2 separate regions of the Mus musculus genome follow, and region 2 is linked to region 1. The links are chromatin loops, found by intact Hi-C in ENCODE. Cell type or tissue: left cerebral cortex. All regions are shown on one strand. Links, peaks and the distances in the headings refer to the core of each region. The heading gives the core; the rest is flanking DNA.

Evidence for each region. Hi-C counts contacts between places; a loop is a spot of excess contacts. Peaks named below come from ENCODE experiments on the same cell type or tissue, not always from the same donor. Only the 100,000 strongest peaks of a DNase experiment are listed, where the experiment ranks them.
Region 2: a loop joins it to region 1, with 2.1 times the contacts of the local background. A loop is called at or near these places in 5 of 42 quality-filtered maps.

The regions. Positions count from the first base shown.
Region 1 is chr6:70,949,107-70,959,114 of GRCm38, reverse strand. Foxi3 (forkhead box I3) reads right to left here and starts at 2,509. Exons shown (of 2, transcript NM_001101464.1): 1 at 1,915-2,509. The coding sequence starts at 2,506. It also overlaps a transcript of Tex37 not described here. In left cerebral cortex, for the core only: a CTCF peak has its summit at 4,905; DNase peaks (open chromatin) are centred at 3,143, 3,510 and 4,893; H3K4me3 peaks cover 6 bases.
Region 2 is chr6:71,008,409-71,018,416 of GRCm38, reverse strand. No RefSeq gene overlaps it. Among named protein-coding and RNA genes, the nearest start is that of Gm23485, 26 kb to the left of the region's middle. In left cerebral cortex, for the core only: a CTCF peak has its summit at 5,509 (motif pointing right); DNase peaks (open chromatin) are centred at 5,299 and 5,480; H3K4me3 peaks cover 1,055 bases.

The sequences.
Region 1 (10,008 bases), core at 2,923-7,922:
TGTCTGCAGAACAAGAAAACTGGGAATCAACCTCCCATGTTCATCACTGAATAGAATACATCCCTGTAAGATCAAGATGTCCACTGTGAAAATTCTGCACTCATTTAAAATACACACGAGACTTGCCTTCTGTAGGAAAGAAATGCCCTCCTATAACTGAAGTGGGACATATCTCGATCACCTCAGAAGGATTTCCCCCAAACAGCTTTTCCTAACTTGGCCTTTGCTGTTTCAAGGTCTTAACCTACTGCTTTGCAGTGACTGCTCTCATAGATAAGCTCAGATGTCTCTCAGCTCTGTGGAGACAGGCAACAGGACCACAGCCCTCATTTTCAGATGAGAGATGAGGTGCAGACTGGATACCTGCTGTATATGCCCAGTTACACACACAACTGTCATCATGGAGAAGCAGCGTTAAAGTAGACTGTCTCCTAACCTTCTCTCTCTCTCTCTCTCTCTCTCTCTCTCTCTCTCTCTCTCTCTCTCTCTCAACTATGTAGCTCTGCCTATCCCAGAACTCGCTATGTAGATCAGGCTGGCCTTAAACTCAAGAGATATGCCTGTCTTTGCCTCTGTAAAGAGTGTACACACACACACACACACACACACACACACACACAGAGAGAGAGAGAATGAATCTGTAACTATCTGGATAGGTCTATTGAGCCATCTTGGTATCACTATCTTTTCTTCATCCTCTCCCAGTGCAAGAGGGTAAACCCAAGATCTCAATATACCAGGCAAGTGCTGTATTTTTTGAGCTCCACCCCCAACCTCCAAATACTTGGTTCAAGCCATCACTGCCCACTGAGTCCTACTGACATATCCCGAAATGTCCACTTCATTTGGTAGTTTTTTAAAAAGCTTTCCCAGATACAATATTTTTTGAACTTTTTAAAGTTCAAAGGAATACATGTGACAACTGATATAATAATCTTGGGTGGTTTAGAGACTAAGTCAGGAAGTTGCATCGTCAAAAACTGCACGTCCTGTACAAGTGTCACCACCGGGCACTAATGGCTATCATCAAGATACCTGATGTATCCAAATGAAAATGTGTTGTAAAACATACACAGAATGTGAGATTTAAGAGAAAGTCTACGAAGCTGACCTTGAACTCTCTGATCCTCCAGTCTCTACCTCCTAAATGATAAGGTATGCCTAATCACATTAACTTTTTAAATGTACTTTGCACTTTACAGCATCAGCACTAGAAAACTGCTCCAGAGTGAATTCTACAGAGTAGTGTAATTCAATGGTAGAGCTAATCCTTTGCATATCTGAGACCCTGGGTTCCATCCCCCAATACAACCGCTCTGGCTTCATTCAAGAAGCCTCAAGCAAGAATCTGTTTCTTGGTAAGCTTCACTCCTCTTCCACCTCCCTCTGCCAGGTAAGGGAGTACTCAGAACCCAGCCCTATGCAGTCTTCTTCACTCAAGGTACAGGATTGAGACTAGCAGGAAGCCAATTCGGGGTGCTCGTATCTTAACTTACCCAAACCTCAGTTAGCCCACAAAGGGAGATCGATCCTTAGGAATTCAAAGGAGGAAATGAGGCCCAATGTCCTCTTTCATCATTTGTAACACCCTGCTTCTGAGAGTCCCTGTCCCTGTCCGATCTATCTTCCTGTGACTTACGCTGTTCCTTGAATCGACCTCCTGTTTGAGAGTATGGACTTTTTGGTTTAGCCCTCTAGCTTCTGCTCTGAGTGTGAGGGACCATGTCTTCTGTGGAGATCTGATGTTTCCTGCATCCCTACCAGACCAGGTTTGGGTGACTAACCCCTCATGTTCTCCGCTCTAGTAATGAGAAGGCCCCACGGTCGCGCACAGACCGGATCTTGGGCTCCGGCTCTCAGGACCTATAAGTGCGCGGCTTCGCGGCCGGAAAGCACCTGCCCAACCATCCTCACCTGGGTCGTCCTCGTCGCGGGGCACCTTCTTAAAGCAGTCGTTGAGTGATAGGTTGTGGCGGATGGAGTTCTGCCAGCCGGCCTTGCTGCGCTGGTAGAAAGGGAAGTTATCGGCGACGAACTGGTAAATGTGGCTGAGGGTGAGTTTGCGCTCAGGCGCGCTCTGGATGGCCATAGCGATGAGCGCCGAGTACGAGTAGGGTGGTCGCACCATCTTCATCAGGTCCTCGCGGCTGGCCATCGACAGCCAGCCCAGCTCGCCAGGGGCTGCCGAGCCGGCGGGCGAGGCGGGTGCGGACGCCGAGGGCTGCGCGAAGCCCCGCTGGGCGCCCGCGAAGGTGCCCGGAGCGGCTGGAGGCTGCAGGAAGGGTCCGGGCGCAGCTCCGGGAGGCGGCGGCGGGGCCCCTAGGTAGCTGGCAGCGGAGGCTGGGCCGCCCACGCCGGGCCCATTGAGCCACAGGTAGGGGTTGGCGGCTGCAGCGGGCGGTGCGGCGTAGTCGGACAGCCCATAGGGTGCCCTGGAGGTCGGGGGCGCACCAGGCGCGGCGGCGGGCTGCGAGTATACGAAGTTGTCGCCGCAATACAGGGCCATGTCGGCGACCGAGGGCTGGTGCAGAGCGGCAGCGGCTTTGGGAGAGCGGGGCTGGCCACGGCACTTCGGAGAGAGCATCCCTTGGCGGACCAACCCTACGGCCCGCCCTGGCCTCCGCTGCGACTACCGACTTGGAGCGCTGAGGAGCTCGCCGAGGGCGGGGGTACCGCGTCTCTTATACCTGGGAGGCTGGGCGACCAAGGCTCCACAGTCCACGCCCTCGCCACGCCCCATGTGCCCGGGAGCAGAATGCAGCCTCCTTTGCCCCGCCTGCCTGGTCCCCGCTGCTTTCTGCTAGCTCCGGAGTCAAGGTGAAAAGCGTCCATCGGTCCTTCCTTTATCCGGCCCTCCTGTCCTACGGTCTGGTCATCCATCCTTCTCGCCTCCCCTCCATCCTCCCATCTTAGCCCGCGTACGATCAACCTACTCTAAAAAGCAGAGTACTGAAACAACAGACAGACTTCACCAACTGGACCGGCTGGTCCCTAAAAAGCTGGTGAATCCGTTTGAGTGGATTGACTACTTATTTGCTCTAGCCTCCACTTCCCTTTCTAACAAGTCCCAAAGTTTTAAAACTTTTTTTTTTCATTCGAAGTATTCATATTTAGCACAGCACTCACGTTCGGTCTCCATCGATCAGCTCCATGCCATCAAAAATAATAGATGTGAATGCATGAATGACAACCCGACAGGCACCCTTTCTTCCCGACTCTGGGCCAAGTGTGAAATGGTTCTCAAGTTTTTGTTTTGTTTTGTTTTTTTACTGTCTCTTTTTGTGGTGATTCATCTTTCTAGTTAAACCGTATGTTTGTTTACAATCAGGAAGCACTGTTCATTTCATTTCACCCGGTTTGTTCCGAATTTTGGTGTGCAGTTATTTTTCAAAAGGTAAATTTGCAAAGACGGCTAGGTAAGTGGCTTTGGAATTAACATTTAAAAGCAGAAAGCTTAAAGTAGTTCAAGACGCGCTTATAGCCTGGGTCTTTTTATTCTCAGCTTCTCCGAGTTTTGAAGGGGTTCTCTGAGCATCAGGAGAGCAATTAGCTAAATACTGTGTCGACCCAACGACCCAAAACGACAGCGAGAAAATTATCTCTTTTACCATCCAAAATATTTCTAAAGGTGTTCTTGATAAAAACAGATCTGAAAGTTCTCCTTTAAGCGGCGAAGTTATTGGTGGCTTTTTTTTTCTATTTTCGGATTACAGCCTGACAGTTTAGAATATTACTAAAGAATCCCCGCACCCACATTTATTTATGTACATGATTGTCTTAGTTTTGTACTTTAAACTTTTTACCTCTTAAAAAAACAAAATAGAAAACAAACAAAAGCCAGACCGGGTCTGTCGACAAGGTGACTGAACGGTAAGGGCACTTCCCGCCTAAAGCCTGGAGTTTGATCCCTGGGATGAAGGAGAAAACCCGACGCGGGAAAGTTATATGATTTGACTCGCTGTGACACCCGCACCACATAAGTGAGTAAATAAAGTAATTTTAAAAATTAAAATCAGAGTTATGTACTTAGCAAACTTGAAAGCCTAAAATGTTTATCTCATTTGAAAGTAAGCGATCCTCTTTTCTGGAACCAGAGAGATATTACTGCAACTGTAAAACACCTGCTTCTTTGAAGACGTTTGGAAGAGTCTGAAAAGAGAAATTATGACTCCTTAACGATATTTTAGTTTAAAACACATTTTTCTTTATTTAGATAAAAAACAAAACAGGCTTCCCATTCCTCCAAATGGCTTTGGTTTTAGGTGAGGCTTTTCCTGAAATGTTAACAAGGTGGAAAACTATGACCCAGCTTGGCAAGCACTTATAATTTTATAACTCCCTACTGGGTATTCGTTTTCTTAAGTATAAAGGTGTGAGCTAAAGCTAAGATGACAGGGTCTAGGTAAAAGTTGGGGACCTAGAGGGCAATCACACACACACACACACACATACACACACACACACACACACACACACGCACACACGCACACACACACACACACACACGCACACACTTTAAATAACTAACGTTTCTGTAGAGTGACCTGAAGTGTAAAGCATGGGAAGTGAGTGTTCAGAAGGCTTCAATACTCAGTTTGCTTTCATTCTAAATGGAAGTAAAGAATGAAGAGACAGACTCTATCTTCCTTTTTGTAACTGTTCTTCACAATATAATTCTTTCCCTGGTCTCCTAACAAATTGCTTAACCATACACAGTTTGCGATTGTTCTCCTGGGTCTAATTTTAAAGCCGCCCATCTATTCTAAAGGAGAGGAGGGGGCCACAGTTTTCAGGATGTGGTCTATTGTTTTGATTAAAAGTTCTGCTTAGCAGATCATGTTCTGAGTCTTTTATAAATTTATTTAAAAGGAGCAGAGCCACCTACCGACCTTTTGCAGCTGTTACAGCGTTTCCCGGGGTAGTTGGAAATCACGTTCTTCTAGTGTAGGTCCAAAGACAAGCTTCAGTGTACTCATAAAAATAAAAATTAAAAAAAGAAAGAGAAAGAAACATGGGTACATAGGTTTGCTGGCATTGTCTCCTCTTTCTAGAAGAGGGACAGGGCCATATGAATTGAAAATGACCTTGGTTGCTCTTCATTTAAAATGCCAACCAATGTGGACAAGTGCTGCATGTGGTTGTTTCCAAAAATTGGAAATCATGGGTGGCTCAGTGAGTAACGGTGTATGCTACCAGGCTTACGATCTATGTACAGTCCTTGGGACCCATACAGTGGAAGGAAAGAACTGACTCCCTCAAGTTGTACACACACAGAGAGAGACAGAGACAGAGGGGCAGAGAGAGAGAACAAACAGATAAATAATAAACCAATGTAATTTTAAAATCCGAGAACCATCACTGTACCCGTGTTTCCTACAAGGCTTTCTATCTGGCATGTTATAGTCAGCGCTCCAGTGCATCAACCTTCAAGTAAATCAAAACTTCACTGAAGTTGAATTCTTTCCCCCTCTGGCAGTGTAGCCCAAGCTGGCCCGAACTTTCAGCAATCCAGCTGCCTCGGATTTGCGAGTGTTTAGGATTGCAGGTGGGCCCAATCGTCCTGCCTGAAGGGACCGTCCCCCCACCCCCTTACCAAATATGTATGGTTTACATCTATTTATGACTGGTAATGGAAAATGGAGTGAGCAGCTGGGGAACAAGCTTTCCAATGATATGCAAATATTTTCTGAGGTGGTGTAACCAAGACTATGAACTCAAGAACAAGCCATGCTGGGCACGGTGGTGCACACGCTTGTATTCCCAGCACCCAGGAGGCTGAGGCAAGGGAACAGTTTTAAGCTGGTCTGCACTGTAGGTTCCAGGCTAGCCAGATATAGGTAAGGGAGACCCTGTTCCCCCCAAATGTTGAGAATAAACCTAGACTCTGGCACTGTCTACACATGGTGAACATTGGATGCCTACACTCACAGAGCTTCAGAAGAGAAAGTCATACCCAAGAAACCAAGAGACTCTGGAAGCTCAGGCTATCCTATGCCCACCCTTCCAGGGCCTAAGGTCTCATTGCCATAGCTGTATAAAGTAAGTTGATTCACTAAGGGTAAATTAGACTTCCAAAAGAGCAGAAGTTATTTAAAGATATGCTGATGCCAATTTGTAAATCTTCAATCAGGCATGTGATCTCTGTGAAGACAGAAGTTTTCTGCTAAAAAAAATTAATTCTTCCGCTGTCTCACAAAGGTGTGGGGCTGGGAATCTAGCTCATGAGTAAGTGCAGGCAAAACATATACACAAAATAAATTACTAAAGAGAGAAAAAGGAAGGAAGGAAAGAGAGAGAAAAAAGAAAAAGAAAGGAATGGAGAGAAGGAGGGAGAAAGACAAAGAGATAGTCAGAGAGAGAGAAAGAGAGAGAGAGAGACAGGCCTAGAATATTAGCATGAGATAGCTATTTCCCCACATTTCACAAAATTGAAAAAGAGGAATTCAATGACTTATCTTTACCATATCTGACAAAATTTAGTAGGCTTCTGGACTCTTCATGACTGCCTGATTTCTGTAGCCAAGAAGTCCTTGGGTATACAACAGTGAAAACCTGCATACAGATGAATGAAGGACTTCCATTCTTCTATTAAACCAGCCAGGGCCATGGCCTGGCTTTCCCAGCCTGCTTACACTCCATGTTGGTTGGCCAGAAATAAATCAAAGTGTTCAGAAACCACTTAGCATCTTTGGATGCAGGAGTTGGCAGATGTAATCATGGACTTCATTCAGAAATGTCTCTCACATATATTCAAATTGGCTGATTTTAAACCAGCAATGACTTCATCAGCTTTCTGGCCTCTGTCATATATATATGATCTTTGTATAAGCTTCAAATATACATACATGTATACACACATATATTATGATATATTATTAGATATATGAGCTATATGATATATGTTATATTATATATTATTATAGAATATAATGCAGTGTGTAATATATTAAAATAAAACTAATAAAATGCATATATGTTTTATATATATGTGTGTGTGTTTAAGGGCACTGTGTGTTTGAGACAAGATCTCACTTTGTAGTTCTGACTAGCTTCAAACTCATGGAGATCTACCTGCTTCTGCTTTCACTGTGCTGGGTTGTTTTATATTTTGCAACAGAGGCTGATGTAGCCCAGGCTAGCCTTGAACTTACTACAAAGCTGAAGATAGTCTTGAACTCCTGATCTTCTAGCCTTAATCTCCTCAATGCTGACACACTTGACACACAAGACCACATTTGATATATCTATTCTTTTTCTTTTTTTTTTTTAATTTTCTTATTGAAAAAAAATTTTTTCTGGATAGGCAGTGGTGTTGCATGTGTTTAGTCCTAGCACTAGGGAGGAAGGGGCAGGCAGATCTCTAAGTTCAAGACCCAGCCTGTTTTACAGAATGAATTCTAGGACAGGACAGATAGGGCTATATAGAGAAACTCTGAAGAGGAGGAGGAGGAAGAGGAGGAGGAGGAGTAATAGTAGGAGGAGGAGTAATTAATAGTAATTTTTTACACTATATTCTGATCATGGTTCTTCTCCCCCGACCACTACAAGATCCTCCCCACCTCCCCATTCACCCAGCTCCATGCATTCACATCTATTCTTAACTGATTTCCAATTGAACCCAGGTTTGTTCTTTCAGCCGAAGCTCTCATGTCTGTATCCTCCAGGGCCTTTTGCCTTGCCTCTGTTTGTGAGACTGGAGATGCCTTTCAGTTAATAGGCACCCCATACGTGTTTTCTCATAAATGGTGACCATGGTGATGAGAAGGAGGAACTTGGTGACAGATGGAATGTTATGGTTCATCCTAACTCTACACTTGATTTGGTTGACTCCTCCTAGCCAGAGCTGATGAATTTGCCAATCAGTGCTTCAGCTCCCTTTGTGGAATCAGGAAGAAGGTTAAAATACTGATGCCCTGGACCCACCCAGGAAAGATGCTTTTATGCTCTGTCTTTGCTTCCTTCTGTTTCTAGAACTATGGATTGAAGTTAGAACCCAGAACTGGACCAGTGCAGGTTTACCACTGAGCTAACTCCCTATGGCTTGTGCACTTTTGAGCCTCTCAGCCCCACCTAGTGATTCAGACACTGTTGAGTTTGGGAGCATAATCTATTGTATAAGTAATGGGGGACACTACTATACACAAAGATGATTAAGCAACTGTTTGCGAGCTGGGGATGTGTGAGAAAGGTATCAGAATCAATCAAGATATTGTTTTCAGATAACTTGGGTGAAAAGCCATAAGCAATAGCTATGTGCCTGCATAACTCCACAGATGCGCATGGGAAGATGCAGGAGCCAGGCTACAAGACAGGTGTGCAAAAACTGACAAAGTACTTTGTACCAATGCACTAATCTATGTTTTAGAAGGAGGGGGAGAAACAAGGATGGGTCTAGGGAGGGAGGGAGAAAGGGAGAGAAAGATGGGGGTTGATGGGACGGGGCGGGGGGGACAGAGGAGGGTTGATTTGGTATAGAAAAGAATTTTTTAAAGAATTATTTATTTATTATATGTAAATACACTGTAGCTGTTTTCAGACACTGCAGAAGAGAGTGTCAGATCTCATTACGGATGGTTGTGAGCCACCATGTGGCTGCTGGGATCTGATTTGAACTCAGGACCTTTGGAAGAGCAGTCAGTGCTCTTAACCACTGAGCCATCTCTCTAGCCCAAAGGGGGGAAATTTTTTTTTTTAATGCAGAGTCTCTCTTCATAACCCTGGCTATCCTAGAACATGCTATGTAGACCAGACTGGCCTCAAACTCACCTGCTTCTGCCTCCTCACTGCTGGAATCAAAGGCATGCAACCTCACACCTAACTAGAAAGGAAACTCAGAAGATAAAAATGGCTTGAACTCATCCTGGGATGCTAAGTAAACCTGTGTGTCTAGAGCAGAGTGTTCCTGACCTTCGGCTTCTGTTCTCTGAAAGAGCTCAAACAAGTATCAAGATCAGCTTTACCATCCACTAACAGGACAGATGAGCAAGTAGAGGGTTGGAAATGCTCGTATGGAATCAATGGATAATGTAGAAATTAGAAACACTGTAACAGGAGCTGGAGAGATGGCTGAGCAGATAAGAGGATGAACAGCTCCTACGGGGGACTGAAGTAGGCTTCCCAATGCTCACATCAGGCAGAGCACAACTGTCTATAAATCTAGCTCCAGGGGACCGGAGTCCTCTGGCCTCTGCAGCACTGGTACTCATGTGCACTTACAGACATACACTCATAGACATAATTACAAATAATAAAAAATTAATGTAGATGACAGCACCTACTAAAGGCTGTGATAAACTTGGGAAGTACCAAGCATTTCCCATGTTTCTTATTTTTCTTTTTTTTTATTGTATAAATATTCAGTTTGCATGTATGTCTCTTTGACGTATGTGCCTGGTTCCTGCAGAGGTCAGAAGAGAGCATCAGATCCCCTGGAATAGGAATTACAGGCAGCTGCTGTGAGCCAGTGGATGGGTGTTGGAAATCAAAAACCAGGTCCTCTGCAAGGAGAGCCAATGCTCTTAACCTGCGGGCCATCTCTCCAGCCCCTGCAACAACTAACTAATACAAACAGACTAATGTCAAACCCAGCAGGCACACTTGTGAGCAAAGTTATCCTCGATTTTTTTTTTTTTTAAACTTTTGCAAGCAGTAGGGTCAAATTAGGATCAAAAGTAGTCACTTTTCTTCTTCTTCTTCTTTTTTTTTTTTTTTTTTTTCACCTTCTGAAGCTGAGGTCCTTGTTTTTAATTACTATTTTGGTTAGATAGAAGGCAATGAGTTTCACTGAGACTTTCTCTCTCCCACCTCCTCTTCCCCCCTTCACACACACACACAGACACACACACACAGAGTGACATTTTCATAGGCACAAACACACACATGTTCTTTCCTTACCCCACACTTCCACATCCTACCTTCCTTCTTGCCAATCCCCTTTCTACTTTCAATAGTTCACCCTTCCTTCTATTTTCAAAATGTCTATATTTCATCACCTTCTCTTGTTCTTTG
Region 2 (10,008 bases), core at 3,161-8,160, 59 kb before region 1:
TTCAGGAGCCAATTCTGGCCTTCCACCCTGATGAGGCAGGGCCTCCCTTGTTTCTGCTGCCACAGTGTAGGTCAGGAGAGCTCTCCCACAGACTCCCATTGATTCTTTCTTCCCTGCCTTCCATCTCACCCTAGGAGGGCCGGGGTGGATCACAGATACCTGCCCTACATCTTTTTTTTTCTACTAATTCCAGGGACTGGACTCAGACCATTAGGCTTGTGTGGCTAGCGCTTTTATCTCCTTATTTCCTGGATCCTACAGAATATGTTTTAAAAGTACAAATCATGGAAGAAGGCTTAGCTATAGAGCAGCAGCAGGGCACTTGCCTGGCGTATGAAAGGTCCTGAGCTTGATCCCAGCACAGAGGGAAGGAAGGGAGAGAGAGATGACAAGGAGAGAATAAGATGCAAACAACACAAAGGGAAGGGAGAGAGATCACTCAGTACAAGACGCAAGCGTGCAACCTCTCAGTTCCGCTTGCTCGTGTGACAATCGTCCTGGAATCAGTAAGAACGGTGGCATAGGTCTAGAATTGAGGTGGGTGGAGGCAAGCTGAAGGAGCCAGATCTTCAGGATCCATGGCCATCTTAAAGAACAAGCTGCAGATTGAGGTGGGGATAGGGAGAGCTTGCTCTCAGTTTACTGTGCCTGAGACTAGCAGGAGACGTTGAGATGCTGAGTGTTCGAGTCTACCCCATGTATCCCTTTGTTATGAAGCTCTGAGACACTGATGAATGCATCAACCTCAAGAAGGAACTTGAAGAGAAAATTACTGGGATGGTACAGAGGTGAACAGAGGAGTCCTCATTTAGGATGGGGCGTATAGGCCTACACGTTTTGTGTTAGGAAGCGTCAGAGGAATTGATACTCTGGTTTGTGTCTAAGAAAGTTTAATTTTATTTTACTATGTTCTGAGTGTTTTGCTTGTAGTATTTATGTGTACCACTTGCATGCCTGCTGCCCATGAAGGCTAGAAGAAGGCATGAAAACCCATGGAACTGCAGTTACAAGTGGTTGAGAACTGCAATTGTAGGCACAAGGAATTGAGCCCAGGTCCTCTGCAAAGGCAACAAGTAGTCTTACCACTAAGCTAACACTCTAGCACCTCACCCCAGCTCCATAGTTAGTCTGAAAGACAAAAATCACATATAACTAAGATGGTTGCATGTAACATAAAGAACTATTAGCTATATTGGGTCCTATTGGTTGCAATACAAAAAGGGAGCAAAATTCAGCAGCAGACCCAACAACTGTTGTCAGCAGGCTATAGCTGTGCATCTAAGAGAAGACATGCAAATCTGCTATAATGCTGGTGTATGCCTGTAACCTCAGCACTTGAGGAGAGGATGCAGGAGGACCAGAAGTTCAAGGTTATTCTTGATTAGTGAATTTGAGTTTAGCCTGGGCTACACAAGGACCTGTTTCAAGAAGAGGAGGCTGGGGAGCTGGCCAAATGGCTCAGCCAGTAAAGGTGCTTGCTACCGGGGCTAACCACCTGAGTTCCATTCCCAGGACTCACTTACTTAGTAGAAGAGAACTGATTCCTGCAAACTCTTCCCCACTTTCTCCCCCCTACTACAAAAACCACCATAGACAAATGAATGTGTAAAAATTTAAAAGCAAGGCAACACAACAGAAATTGATGTTGGAAATAGCCTCAAAAGCAGTTTGCAGGGGCTAAAGAGGTAGCTGAACAGTTAAAAGCACTGGCTACTTTCCCAGGGGACCTAGGTTCCATTCTCAGCACACACATAGACCTATATGCTTCTTCCTACTAAATGAGACAACTATCTGCTGTCTACAACTCCAGTTCCAAACAACCAACGCCCTCTTCTGGCCTTTGAGGGAAGTACATGAATATGGTACACATGCATGCAGGCAAAACACATCCCTACCATAAAAAACAAGTGCATCTTTGAAAAATGCAGTTTGCATAGAAGACTTGCCTTCTCATCTTTATCTTTTCTTATCCTTCAACATTATTAGCCTCAACTGTGTATGGTTGAGTGTGTGTATGTGTATGAACATGCCTGTCATCCCAGTATTTGGAACACAGAGAAGATTGAGAATTTGAGGCTAGCCTAGACTACACATTGAGATACTGTCTCAAAAAGAACAAACCAAAGAAACTTCTATACAAAACTTACATCCTTGTCTACTACTTGGCCGGCAAGTCCAAATAGCACATTGAAGTGTAGTAGATGTTACCTATAGAACTTAGAAAAGGCCTACAAAGCATCTGTCTCTTTTGTGAAGTGGAGTTTAGAAGAGCAACTTTATGTACTTAAGCCACAGGGTACAGAGCCTTCCTGAAATGCCAGCCCTGGACTTTCATGAACTTTGTGTCCTGAGCTCCTATTTGTGTATATTATTAAGTCACCTAAATGACTTGCTGCTTCCAGTTCAACAGATTAGTATATTATCAATAGTGCCAAGATATCAGAGGACTCAGATCTCCTTGGTCTATCTTATGACAGACATTGAGACACCTCATGGATCCCTGAGGCAGGATGGTGAAGGTGTGCTGTTGACCTTGTCAGATGCAAACCAAGTGGTGCTTCTGGTCCTTAAAAATTAGTGTGGAGGGATTTTTTTTTAAACTGTGTCAGTAGCTACATACTAAATGTTAGGAACTACATAGTCACATCTCTGTACCCATGGGGTATTGGTTTCAGGACTCCAAATGGATACCAGCATCATTGATTCAAGTCTCTTGTGTACAATGGTGCACAGATTGCCTATCACTTACATACCACCTCCTCTGTGCTTTAAATCACCTCTATTTTACTTCTAGTAAGTGGTGCTTATATAGTTTTTATGCTGTATTGCTTATGGGATAATAACAAGAAGAAAAGGGCTGTGCATGTTCAGAACAGCACAGACACTCTAGACCTACCTATATAATCTTCTACTCACATCTATAGGGGAGCACATGGAGGTATGTATAGGTCACAAAGTCAGGTCCTCTCCTTCCACCATATGGGTCTTGGGAATTGAACTCACGTCCTTGGGTTTGGTGGCAGGTGCCTTTCTTCTCCCCAAGCCATCTCAATGGCCACTAACTACATTTTTGACCTGTAGCTAGTTGAATCCACAAATGAAGAACCTATTGTTATAGGAGGACCTCTGTCTACATCAATTTCCATTTTTTATATAATTACTATTTCTAGAACCACAATGTACTTGGACTCACCATTTGACAAATTGTGTGGAACTTTATAGCCAATACCCAATATAACTGCCTTCTTCATGGGCAAATGCAAAATGAAGTGGGGTTTCACCAACCCTGCAGCTTGTATCCATCTGCCTGCCTCTGCCTCTAGGTATTGGGGTGTGAGGTGTGAAGTCTTTAGAGGTGATTTTCATAGCTATTTCTTCAGGAATGTGGTATGCTGGTAGAGAGTAAATTTCATTGGCATCCATTGGGTCCATCTTGGTCTTTATCCCATGGATCAGGCAGAAGTCAGTTTTAGTGCTCTTCCAGTTATCAAGAATGTCTACCCATTAGCAGGGAACTACCTTCATGACTAGGAATGTAACTACACATGTGACCCATGCATTTATCAGCTGTGAGGAAAAATGACTTAAGACTGGATGTTATCACCTGTACCTTTTCTTCTATCCCCCCTCCTCTTTTTCTTTCCTTCCTTTTTCTTTCTTTGTTTTTTAAAAGATTTATTTATTTTATGTATATGAGTACAATTATGGCTGTCTTCAGATACACCAGAAGAGGGCGTCAGATCCCATTACAGATGGTTGTGAGTCACCATATGATTGCTGGGAATTGAACTCACGACCTCTGGAAGAGCAGTCAGTGCTCTTAACCACTGAGCTATCTCTTCAGCCCTTTCCTTCCTTTTTCTTTTGATAGTTTTAAAAACATATTTTAAAAGATTTGAACTTGCCTTGGTGCGGTGGATCATGACTTTAATCCTAGCACCTGGGAGACAGAGACAGGTGGATTTCTGTGAGTTCAATGTCAGACTAGTAAGTTCCTTGCTGGCCAGGGCCATGTAGTGAGACCCTAAAGGAGGGAGCACCACATAAACTAGGCCAGCACCAGTGACGGGAACAGGGGGATCGGAGGGGCAGAGGGGGTTAGGGAAATGACTCGGTAGATAAAATGAGCCATGTATTCATGAAGACCTGAATTACCCCAGCATCCACAAAAATAGCTAGGTGTAGTGATTTGTATCTAGGTCTAAACAAGAAGATCCCTGGAGCACAAAGGGGAATCAGTCTAGCCAAATCAGCAAGCCCCATGTTCAATAAGAGATCTTGTCCCAAGAGAGAGGGAGAGGGAGAGGGAGAGGGAGAGGGAGAGGGAGAGGGAGAGGGAGAGGGAGAGGGAGAGGGAGAGGGAGAGGGAGAGGGAGAGGGAGAGGGAGAGGGAGAGGGAGAGGGAGGGAGAGAGGGAGAGAGAGAGAGAGAGAGAGAGAGAGAGAGAGAGAGAATAACAGAGGAAGATGCCTGATATCTCTTGCCTTACACATGCAGGAACACGTACCCATGTGCATACACACAAGTCAAAATTTAAAAGGAGTTGTTGTTTGGAGTCATTCCTCAGCTACATAGTGAGTTTGAGGCTAGCCTGATCTACTTGAAACCCTGTCTCAGAAAATAAAAAGATATACACAACACTGCTTTGCAACCCAGCAGCTAGGAAAAGGCAAGTATCATTCACCGTATCATCTGTGAGCCTCAGTTTTTTCATCCAATATATGATTAACTAGGAAGCAAGAAAATGAAACATGAGCAAGGTTTAGGTAGAGAGGGCAAAAGAGGTTTTGCCTCAAGCATGCTGTGGTCCACCCGGGTCTGAAATCCTTTCAGAAACTGGGTTTCTAGGAAGCTTTGTTTGTCGTGGGCCCGAGGGCGTGGCAGAGGCAGAAACTACAGGTGCGGGGATGGGGGTGGGGTCGGGGACCGGGGGAGCCCGGGAGCCTGGAGGAAGCTTTAGGGGAACTTCAGCTTCGTGCTGGCGCCGAATCTCCCCCGGTGGCCGCTCCTCCTGGAGGTCTGGGCGGGGCGCTCCTCCCCAGGGCACTCGCTGCCAGACTCCCCTCCCGGTGCCTGAAGCCAACCCCGGGGGAGACTACAGAGCAGAAGGGATTCAAAGAAGCCTTGTCAGGTACAGGTGTGTGCATTCCGGGCCTGACAGCCGCCTCCCTGCCTGCTCTCCTGGCCGTTTGTCCGAAGGCGTTCTGCTAAAGAAAGCCGCCTTGTTTAGCGCAGTTGCCAACCCGGGCTTCCTGCCCGCTTTCCTCAGGAGCTTGAGCTGGCCGGGTCTCTGTGCCTTCAAGCCCATCGCATCCTTGTTGCTTCGGTGAGACGAGTTAGACCTATAAAAGGCGGCGGAGGGAAAGAACTCAGCCTCTGCCCACGTAAGCCTGAGTCCCTAGCTAAGGGCATCCCCAACGTAAAGTCTGCTCCAAAAGCGGGGACCCCAGCCAGCGCGAACAGAGGGACGCAGGCGTGGACCATCCTTAGGAAGACGAGTTTCCCATCCAGCCTCTAGGTGGCAGGACTCTTCCCGAGACGGCAGAGAAATAAGGCTGGGCATAGTCCTCAGAGCGGCGCGTGGGCAGGGGAAGCCTCGAAGATAGAACATTTTAGTTCATTTCCAAGTTGATCAAGTTCCCACAGGAGTTTAGGGCTTAGCGTCTACGGAATGCACCGCAGTGGGGCAGAAAAGCCATGGTCCCAAATCAGGATTCGTGCTTCCAGCTAGTGTTAGCAGGCGCTCTCCTCCCAATTCATTGAATTCTTAGGGCACGCCCTCTTTCTCTTTCCCTTCTCTCTTCCCTCACTTCCTCAATCTTCTCTAGGGGTGAATCTGCATAAGGAATGCATAGATGCATAAGGAAGTGTCATCTCTCCCCTCCTCCAAATACATTTCTCCATCGTGACTCACAGCCTAGCTAAGAACCCCCTACTTCATCCTCCCTCCCCCCACCCCCGTTCTCTGAGAAATAAATTTTATAAGCAGAGAATGAAAATATAAGTGCTCAATGGTTATAACCCCGTGCTAAGTTTTACTAAAGCTCAAGGAAAGTAGTCTGGGAAAGTTAAACGAGGTTTCATGGAGCTATTGGGTCTGGATGAAGGAGCAGGTTTTTGAAAGATGCTGGAAATTTCCAACAGTGGAGAGAAATATAGACCACCAGGCTGGACCGTATTTGTAGAAGAATATCACTGTCTTCAGGGGTGTGAGTGTCTACACTGACAACACAAAAGAATCATCACAACACTAGAGCTAATTAGAACAGATTGTAGAACATACCAGAGAAGTCTGGTCAAATGGGTCCTTGAGTAGAGTGTTTGCAATGCACAAAGCCCTGAGTTCCGTTGTCCCCAGCGCTGCATAAACCACAGGCAGTGGTACATGTAGTAAGAACTCAGGAGGCAGGAGACTGGAGGATCAACTAAGGAATGCTGAGACCTGGAGAAATAGTCTTCCCCAAGGAAGAGCACACTAATTGTTTGTGCCATACCAAATGTCAGCCCTGAAAACATACATACAAGCAACATGCAGACTAAGCAGGTTATATTCAGGTATGTGTATATACATCATATATGCACGAAACAACAACAGAAAAGCCCACACCCACAGTGACACACTTGCTCCAACAAGGGCACACCTCCTAATAGTGCCACTCCTTGGGCCAAGCATATTCAAATCACCACAAATAGCAAAGAACATTCTGGAAAGACACAAAACCACCTAAACTTCATTATGTAAATGCATTACATGTGTATTCTGAATACAGAGCAGACAAAGCACAAGGAAAACAGAATCACTATCTGAGGTAATTGCAAAATAATGTTGCTGTCATACTCCAAATTACAAAAAAGCTCCATTTTGTTTCTTCCAGTCTCCCTTGTAATTGTAATAGCTCCCCCCCCCCCAACCTCCCCCAGGACTGGGTTTCTCTGTGTAGGCTATCCTGGAACTCACAGAGATCTCTGCCGGCCTCTGCCTCCTGAGTGTTGGGATTAAAGGCATGTGCCACCACTGCCTGGCATAACTGTAATTTTAAAAATCATTTATTTTTCTTAAAGTATCCAGAATTTTCTCTTTCTGGTTACCTTTAATCCTAGCACTTTGAGGCAGAAGCAAGTGGATCTCTGTGAATTTGAGGCTAATCCGGTGAATTCTGGGCTAGTCAGGACTTCATAGTAAGACCCTGCTTCAAACAAATGGAAGGAAGGAATGAGAGAAAATAGGTTGGGATGGAAAGATAAATCAGTGGTTTAGAGCACTGGCTGCTCTTCCAGAGGACCTAAGTTCAATTCTCAGCATCTCTCTCTCTCTCTCCTTATTTAAAGAGTTGACTTATTATACTATTATGTTCTTAGACCAGAGTCTGGACTAGAATCAAGGTTCAAACTGCAGCTGTACGTGGTGTCACATTCCTACAATCTGTGCCTGCTAGAAGGTAAGAAAGGAAAATCACAAAGAGATCCAGGCCACTCGGGCTACTTAGATAGTTGTCCCAAACAACAAAACAGAAGGCAAACAGCAGCAACAACTCAGGAGAGAGGGAGGAAGGAAAGGGAAAGGGGAGGGAGGGAGAGAGGGAAGAAAGGAAGGGGGAGGGAGGGACAGAGAGAAAGAGGGAGGGAGAGAGGAAAGGAAGGGGGAGGGAGGGAGAGAGAGAAGGAGGAAGGGAGAGAGGAAGGGAGAGAGGAAGGGAAGGGAGAGGGAGGGGAAACAGATTTTGTCCTGAAATCTTTTACTCCCATTTCTGCAGAATGTGACTTAACTTGAGGAAAGGGCTACTGCAGATATAATAGGCTAAGCTAAAAGGAAGTCATATTGCATTACACTAGGTCCTTAGTCCTGATGGGTGACTTTGTAAGAACACCATATGGGGCTGGAGAGTTCAGTGGTTAAGAGTGCTTGCTGCTCTTGCAGAGAACCTGTAGTAGGTCTGGTGTCAGACAGTTCACAGTTCTCTTTATCTCCAGCTCCAGGGGATCCAACTCCTTCTTCTGGCCTCTCTGGGCACACACAAACATGACATGTGCACATACACATGCAAAAATAAAGATAATTGTGTTTGTTTGATTGGTTTTGTTTTTTTTGAGACAGGGTTTCTCTGTGTAGTCCTGGCTATCCTGGAACTCACTCTGTAGACCAGGCTGGACTTGAACTCAGAGATCTGCCTGCCTTTGCTGGAATTAAAGGCATACACCACCACTACTCAGCAAAAATAAAAGTATTTTTTAAGAGGACAGCCAGGCAGATACATACACTCATAACACACACACACACACACACACACACACACACACACACAGCTTACATTAGTGTGAACAATGGCAGAGTGGTACAGCTAGACACTAAGGAACCTAAAAATTTCTGGTGACATCAGAAGCTAAGAGAAAGTCACAGGACAAATCCTGTGGTTGGGCAACTCCCTCTGCTAGCCCCTTCATTTTGGATTTCTATTTTTCAGAACTATGTGAGGAAAAATGTCCAGTGTTTTTGTTTTGTTTGAGGGGGTGGAGGTAGGCTGGAGAGATGGCTCAGTAATTAAGAGCACTGACTGCTCTTCCAAAGATCCTGAGTTCAAATCCCAGCAACCACCATCCGTACTGAGATCTAACAGCCTCTTCTGGTATTTCTGAAGACAGCTACAGTGTACTTAGATATAATAAATAAATAAATAAATAAATCTTAAAAAAAAAAAAAAGGAATTTGTGAGGGGGTGGAGGTTACAGAAACAAGGTCTCACTGTGTATGTAGCCCTGGCTGGCCTGAAATATCCTATATAAACAGGCTGACCTCAAACTCACAGACTTCCACTTGTCTCTGCCTCCCAACTGCTGGGATTAAAGGCATATGCCACCACACTAGGCTAAAATTTTCCTTCTTTTAAGCCACTTAATGGGTGATGCTTTATTCTGGGATCAATAGGAAATTCTAAAGAGGGAGAAATCCTGGCCAGGCATTATTTGAATAAATTTCTCCAAAGTTTACTAACCAGCATGTATATGATCCTTAAGAATATTTTATTTTATATTTTATTAATTTTACTGTATGTATGTGTGATATATGTGTGTGTATATATATATGTGTATATATATATATATATATATATATATATATATATATATACATCCTGAAAACAGGAACCTAGGAAATCCAAAGAGATGTTGAAGCCCCTGGAACTAGAGTTGTGAGCTGCCTTGTGGTTGCTGGGAAACAAATAAGGGTCCTCTGCAAGAGCAGTGAGTGTTCTTAACCCCTGAGAGATGGTTCAGCGGTTAAGAGTGCCTGCTGCTCTTCCAGAGGACCTGCCTCCAGCCTCGGTTATCTTTATTTTGTTATTTTATGTGTATAGATGTTTTGCCTGCATGCATGTCTGTGTATCATGTGCATGTAGTGCTTGCAGAGGCCAGAAGAGGGCATCAAGTCCGCTGGAACTGGAAATACGGATGCTGATGAGCCTCCCTGTGGGTGCTAGGAACTGAACCCGAGCCCTCTGAAAGGCTGCAAATGCTCTGAACAGCTGAGCCATCTCTCCAGCCCCAAGAATACAATATCTAATGGAATCATTCAAATCAAATGTATGTATTTACTTATTTTGAGACAGAGTCTCCCTTTGTTGCCCAGGCAGGCCTCAAATCCTAGTCTCGATGATTCTCCCTGTCAGCTTCCTCAGAAGTACCAGGAGTATAGTCATACACTACCCTGCCTAGCTATCCAACTTGGTTTTGTTGTTGTTTTGCTTTTAAACGGGGTCTCATGTATCTCAGCCTGATCTCAGATTCACTCTGTAGCTAAGGATGACCCTGAATTTCTGCCCCTCCTGCCTCCACCCCTCTACAGCGCTAAGATTACAGGTGCATACTACCCTATCCATTTTATGTGGTGCTGGGGATGGAACCCAAGGTGCCATGAGTGCTAGTCCAGCCCTCTCCCAGCCGAGCTACATCCTCAGCCCCCAAGTTGTATTTTTAATGAGAAGGCATCTGGTTGTAGAGGTGGGCACGTCTCCT